Regions from separate parts of the Homo sapiens genome. Here region 1 is linked to region 2. A link is a contact called in ENCODE Hi-C or POLR2A ChIA-PET data. All regions are on one chromosome and are shown on one strand. The core of a region is the stretch at or near the end of the contact, and the rest is flanking DNA. Distances in the headings are between cores, read along the strand shown. Region 1 holds the start of ALMS1-IT1 (ALMS1 intronic transcript 1). Region 2 holds the start of FBXO41 (F-box protein 41).

What was found. Hi-C counts contacts between places; a loop is a spot of excess contacts on that map. ChIA-PET counts read pairs that join two places held with the same protein, here RNA polymerase II (POLR2A). Pooled maps may share reads with other maps.
Region 1: a loop to region 2 is called in a map with no recorded cell type, with 2.3 times the contacts of the local background. The contact joins the promoter of ALMS1-IT1 here to the promoter of FBXO41 in region 2. A Hi-C loop is called at or near these places in 6 of 37 single-sample maps with no recorded cell type and 5 of 50 pooled maps. POLR2A ChIA-PET finds 5 or more read pairs at or near these places in 2 of 52 experiments (T-cell and activated CD4-positive, alpha-beta T cell).

The regions. Positions count from the first base shown.
Region 1 is chr2:73,455,367-73,458,794 of GRCh38, forward strand. It overlaps ALMS1-IT1 (ALMS1 intronic transcript 1), which reads left to right and starts at 1,737. Exons shown (of 2, transcript NR_046762.1): 1 at 1,737-1,960; 2 at 2,575-3,428. The region is part of intron 9 of ALMS1 (ALMS1 centrosome and basal body associated protein); the gene reads left to right.
Region 2 is chr2:73,283,184-73,286,328 of GRCh38, forward strand. It overlaps FBXO41 (F-box protein 41), which reads right to left and starts at 1,295. Exons shown (of 13, transcript NM_001371389.2): 1 at 977-1,295. It overlaps LOC124907840 (a long non-coding RNA gene), which reads left to right and starts at 1,351. Exons shown (of 2, transcript XR_007087013.1): 1 at 1,351-1,399; 2 at 2,725-2,936. RefSeq lists silencers at 832-921, 942-1,351, 2,082-2,261, 2,272-2,321.

The DNA.
Region 1 (3,428 bases), core at 487-2,986, 170 kb after region 2:
GGGCATCAGTTGAGTTGCTGATAATATTTGGCTAAAGCCTTTTTTGGTTTTGTTTTTGAGACAGTCTTGCTCTGTTGCCCAGGCTGAAGTGCAGCAGTGCAATCACAGGTCACTGCAGCCCTGAACTCTTAGACTCAAGGAATCCTCCCACCTCAGCCTCTCAGGTAGCTGGGACCACATGTGTGTACCGCCCTGCTCGGCTAATTTTTAAATTTTTGGCAGAGACAGGGTCTCTACGTTGCCCAGGCTGGTCTTGAACGCTTGGATTCAAGCGATCCTCTTGCCTTGGCCTCCCAAAATGCTGGGATTACAGGCATGAGCCACTGTGCCTAGGCAGGCATCTTAATTTTTCAAAAGTTAAGATATAAGTATTAGATTCTTACAGTCTAGATATGTTGTTTTTATTGATTCCAAATTCATATTTTGAAAAATTTATCTTCTTAGAAAAATAAGAACTGATTTGCTTGTTTTATCAATTTTTTTTTTAAGAACAGAGAAGACTAAATGTCACCCTTATTTTCTCTTGAAAGTGGTATCTTGAAATCCAGCTATTTTCAAATGTTTATTTTAAATACTTGAGTACACAGCTATAATAGCTTATGTATAAATGGCTTTCATTTTAATAGTACATATTTTCCTTCTATTAACTATTTCATATGTAGAAAAGAGCATATATGAATCATTTATGTAAAGAATAGCAGCAAGTAAAAATAATTCCCATATATTTACTATCGAGCTTGAGAAATAGAACATTACCAAATACTGTTGAAGTTCTTTGTTTCTCCTTTCCCAGTCATATCTTTTTTATTTCTTATTTTGATATATAATGATTTTCCTTCTCTTCAGTATGGTTTTGAACTCTAAGATGGAATCAATATGATACATATTCTTTTGAGAACTAGGTGTTTCACACAGTGTTAGGGTTTTGAGCTGCTTCTATGTAGATGTGCAGAGTTTTCATTTGTTCCTTATTACTGTACAGTATTCCAGTGTGTGATTACATGATAATTTATTCTTTCTCCTGTGGATAAGGCATTTTGTCTGCTATTTTGCATAGTAATAGGGTATAATAATGCCTATCGTAGAGGGTTTTGGTGTGGATTATGTGAGATAATGCCTATAAAATGCTTAGTAGAACGTGTGATGTCTAGTTAGTACTCAGTAACTGGCAGCTATTATTACTATTATTAATCCTGAAAGAATTGATATAGCTATCATGCAAGGATTTCATGGCCTGATTCATACAAAGTTTCTTAGAAAACTATTCTCCAGTGATATAGTTTATTTGGATTATCTCAATTTTGGAAAAGTTTGAAAAGTACAAATTAGATTGGATTTTAGGTTTTACGTATATGCTTGTGAAAAACAAAATTGACAAAATAATAAGAATAATAAAATGGGCAATTGGTTGTCTTAGCACCATTTGTATATATGCTGCCAAAGTGAGCACTATCCTAGCATCATTTGTTTAAAATTACATAGTTTTCTCAGTGATCTGTGTTTCCCTATTTTTAAAAATTATTTTCTTGCGTTCATATTTCCAGATCCCTCAGCAAGCAAGTTGCCTTCCTTTGGGTAGACTCTGGTTTGTCTGTGTTTTTCTTAAAATAAGGTGTCCTGAATTAGATGAAACACAATTTCACTTCTGATCTGACCAGCATGAAGTATATTCAGTAATTCTCTTTCTGTCAATGTACTGTGAGATCTTTAATGGTCACAGCATAATTGGGCATTAAAAAAAACCATGTACTGCTTTCAAAACTTAAAGCTGTAGGAAAAAAGCAAAGCAAAACAAACCAAACAAAAACCATGAACTGCTGCCAAGATTCCTATTCTCATTTCTTGTATCTATATAATACTTTTTTAAAAATCTTCTTATTTTTGAGACAGAGTCTCACTTTATTGCCCAGGCTGGACTGCAGTGGCATGATCTTGGCTCACTGCAACTTCTACATCCCAGGTTCAAGTGATTCTCCTGCCTCAGCCTCCCGGGTAGCTGGGATTACAGCTGTGTGAGTGGCGCATGACACCACATCCAGCTGATCTTTGTATTTTTAGTAGAGATGGGGTTTCACTATGTTGGCCAGGCTGGTCTTGAACTCCTGACCTCAAGTGATCCGCCTGCCTCGGCCTCCCAAAATGCTGGGATTACAGGCCATTACGCCTCGCCCTATGTAATACTTTTTAACTCTCCTGTATTTCTTTTTATTGCTTTTATATCAGTGTTCAAGCCTATTGGAATGATTTTTAATCAAATTTGATCATTTATTTTATTAAAATATCCCTTTCAGCTTTGTGCCATTTATATATTTGATAAGTATTTTTATCCAAATTAGCAATAAAAATGTTTACTAAGGGCTATGGATAAAAAGTCTAAAACTTTTGGCTGGGCGCGGTGGCTCATGCCTGTAATCCTAGCACTTTGGGAAGCCAAGGTGGGTGGATCACTTGAGGTCAGGAGTTCGAGACCAGCCTGGCCGACGTGGTGAAACCCCGTCTCTACTAAAAATACAAAAATTACCTGGGTGTCATGGTGCATGCCTGTAATCCTAGCTACTCGGGAAGCTGAGGCAGGAGAATTGCTTGAACCTGGGAGGTGGAGATTGTAGTGAGCCGAAGATTGTGCCAGTGCACTCCAGCCTAGGCGACAGAGGGAGACTTTGTCTCAAAAAAAAAAAAAAAAAAAAGGTCTAAAACTTTTGAATAAGATTACTCTCACACCTATTTTGAGTACTTCACTATACTGTCATTCAACCATCTTGTGTTTCACCATCTTATGATTGACTTTTTTCAGTCTATTAACTGAGTAGTTGCGAAATAGTGTTTGTCTAGATATGCCTTGTCCTTAGGGAACCCATATTGGCCACACTGTGTACGGTTTTGGACCTTTTATTTTTTTAACTTAAATATATTAGGATTTCCCTTTAAAACTTCTCTAAAAGCATAATTTCACAGGTATGTAATATCCCATTGTATGAACATAACAATTTATTCACTACCCTACTGTTGGACATTTATTCATTCATTCCAAAAATACATATTGAATGCCTGATATGCGCCATCCTCATCTATAGCCTGAGGACACACCACTGAACAAAATAGACAAACATTTCTTCATCATGAGCTTACATTAAGGAAGAGTATATGAATAACAACCAAACAAGTAAAATAAATGTCAGATGGTGGGATAAGAGCCAGGGAGACAAAGCAGAATGGTCAACACAGAACCTGAGAAAGAGGTATTGAATTAAATATCTGAGTAAGGTGAGAAAGTAAGGCAGTTAACAGTGACAAGAGCATTCCAGACAGAAATAGCATGCACACAGTTGCTGAGGTAAAGTGTGTGAAAGGAAAGGGAGTGTTAAAGGAAAGGGAGGAGGCCAGTGTGTTTGGAGAGTGAGAGTGAAAGGGAGAAGACTAGATTGTGG
Region 2 (3,145 bases), core at 45-2,544:
GGTGGGGAGTAAAGGAATGTCCACTGCCTCTATAAATCCCTCTGAGTCCCCCAAGAAGGCTGGGGCTCTGGCTCTCCACACCTGTGGCTGTGGCCCCAACATGTATACCTCCCAGAGTAGTCACTCCAGCCTGGCGAAGACCCTCAGGGGTCAATGCATCCAGTCCTCTGCCTTCTAGCAGCCCTGGCACTGCTTTTTCTGTTCTAAGCCCTGCCTTACTCTCCTGCTCCTGCAAACAGGCATACACCTCCCAAGGTCACACACAGGCTCCAGAACCTGGATCCCATACCCAGAAAACCATCTGGGCCCCTCGCTGCAGAGAGACCTAAGGAGAGAGCAGGCCCACACAGTACTCGCTGGCCGACTGTGGGCAGTGCACACAGGCCCCGTGTCACACACACTCACATGCAAGGCAATGCGGAGGGGCGCACACATTCAGAGACACTGTGAGCACTGTCACCAGTACAGGCACTGGATGTGAAGAGACAGACACATGCGTGCACACACATGCACACCTCCAGACTATCACACGTGCACACCGGCACGCACAGACACCCGCACAGGTGCCCAGCCAGGCCTCAACACCAGGCCCCTCCCCCAGCCCCTCAGAAACCGGTAGGGAGGGTTGGGGTTTCAGGGCGCTTCCCCTCCCCCCTCCCTCTGGCCCCTGTTCTCCAAGGTCCAGAGTCCCAGTGGGGTTCTGGAGCCCGCCCCCGCCCCAAAACCTGGCTCAGGGAGCGACAGGCGAGAGGGGGGAGGGGAAGCCTGGTCTCGAAACGTTCTGATTTTAATTTCTTAAATTAACCCCTTCCCTGCCTCTGGTCTGGCCTGCCCAGAATCCCTCCCCGTTGGGCGGCCTCGCGGGCCTCCGGAGGGCTGTGAAGGAGCCGGAAGGGGAAGAAGGGACAGTGGCTGGGGTCCTCCCTCCTTCCCTCTCCGGGAGCAGTCCCGCAGCGTGCCCGCGACTCGCCCTTACCTCCTCCACCCCGCGGCGAGGCCAGGCCCAGCGGCCCAGGGCTGGGGACGCAGAAGAGCCCCCGCGTGCCCGGTCCAGACGCAGGGCCGCCTTGGGGCCTCGGATCTCGTTCCCCTCCGCAGCCTTGGGTGGCCGCCGCGGCTAGCGCCCCCGCCTCCCTCTCGGGGCGGGGGCGGCCGAACCTCCCAGCCAGTCGCAGCGGGAGGGGCGCACGAACCCGGCGGGAGGAAGGATGGAGGAGGAGGAGGAGGAGGAGGGGGAGGAGGGGGCGCGCGGGCCGAGGAAAGCAAGGGAAGGGGGAGGGAGGCAGCACCGAGGTGGGGCGGAGCCGGCCCCTCCTCCGGGGCGGGCTCTCCAGTGAGCTGGGGAGCGGCAGATGCGCCCAGCAGCGGCTGCGCCGGGACCCCACGTTTTCCGCTCAAGGTGGTTTCGATGGGGGAGGGGTCTTCGGCGCCGCCCTAGGGGTGTAGGGATGGCTCGCGCCGCGCTCCTCCCGGGTCCCAGTCTTCCCGGCTCCCGGCACCGCCCAGTGCATTCCCCGCCCTGGGCACCTCCAGCTGTGGCTTCTGTTGCCCACCTTGAATCAGGGCCTCTCCGCCCTAACCCTAGCACTCTGGCTTGGGCCTGCTTCCACGCGGGGGCAAATCCGGGGGTGGGTGGTTCTGTGAATCCGGAAGGGGGCGGGCGCAGGCGCTACTCCTGAGACATGCGCCACGGTCCCTAAGCGGCCTCATGGGCAGCGCGCCTGGGTCGTGCACTCGGCGACCTCGGGTCAGATGCTTGGTCTCCGCGGAGACCGCCTGGGATGATCCCCTCTGGGCATTCCTAGGGAACCCGCGGAACTGCTGCTGGACCCCATCCGGAGACCCAATTCTGCTCTTAAAGAGCCGCCTAGGAACACGTGTACCCATCACAAATCCCATCCCGGACCTAGAGGAGGAGGAAAAGGCCTCCAGGTCCCTGGTTCCCTCCTACCCACTCCCACCATTTGGCTAAGATAGCAGCCAGGCTTCTTGGGACTGGAGCACCTAGACGGCCCCACCTTTGGCCTAAGGCCTACCAAGCTGGTGAGGCAGAAACAATCTGGCTGTCGTACGCTTGGAGGAAGTCCACAGGGCTGCAGTGGGGCTGAGAAACCACACAGGGTTTGGAGGCAACCAAGGCCAGAGCAGAGCTGAGGCTTGGATGAGAAAAGGGGGAAGTGTTATTTCAGCCTGAGGGTGGTGCTTGGGTAGGGCTGTGCACATGTGCCTTGAGGGGGAAGTGTTATTTCAGCCTGAGGGTGGTGCTTGGGTAGGGCTGTGCACATGTGCCTTGAGGGGCAATCTGGTTGCAGGAGAGCAGAAACCCAACTTAGTCCCAGGATTCCAGTAACTCGGGCTCATGGGAATTCTCTTTGACCCCCATCCCATTCCTGTGAAGGCAGAGGCATTGGGACATTCAGTATCAGGAAGGATAATTTGTAAACTTGTCAGTGGCTTTGGGGGAATGGCAAACTTAATAAGGACAGAGGCTGTACAGTGGCCAATCAGGTTGAATTCCCCCTCTCTCGATCTTCTCTTCCTCTCTGTAGCTCCTGAATTTCTTTCCTCCTCGCGGAGGTCTTCTGAGATTGGACAAATGAGAAATCACTTTTCCTAATACCCAAACGATAACAGCTCCTATTAACCAGGCACCAAGCATCATGCTAATAATTTTTATGCATATCATTTGCTCTTCCTAATATTATTATTATCCCTACTTTGCAGATGAAGACGCTAAAATTCAGAGCTCAACACATGGCATAGTCAAGACTTGAACTCAAGTCATCAAACTCCAAAGTCTATGCTCAACCACAGTGCCCTCCTGCCTTCTCTGCTATAATACAGTCCACTGGACCTTCACATGTCAAAATGCAGATTCCCCAAATCCATCTGCTCTTGCAGATGGCCAAAAATGTCCATATATTGTCTTGGTTTCACCTTTGTTGTGATGTTTCTCCTCACTCTGTGCATCCTGTGAATGTGTCAAAACAATTTGGGACATGCATGGCTATGTATGTGGGTGCTTTTGTGCATGTGTGCATGAGTGTGTGGATGTGTGTGTGTATGCAGGTGTACACTTGTGCATATGCAAGTGTACATAGGTGCATGTGTGTATCTGTGAGCACATGCATGTATGTGTGGGTAA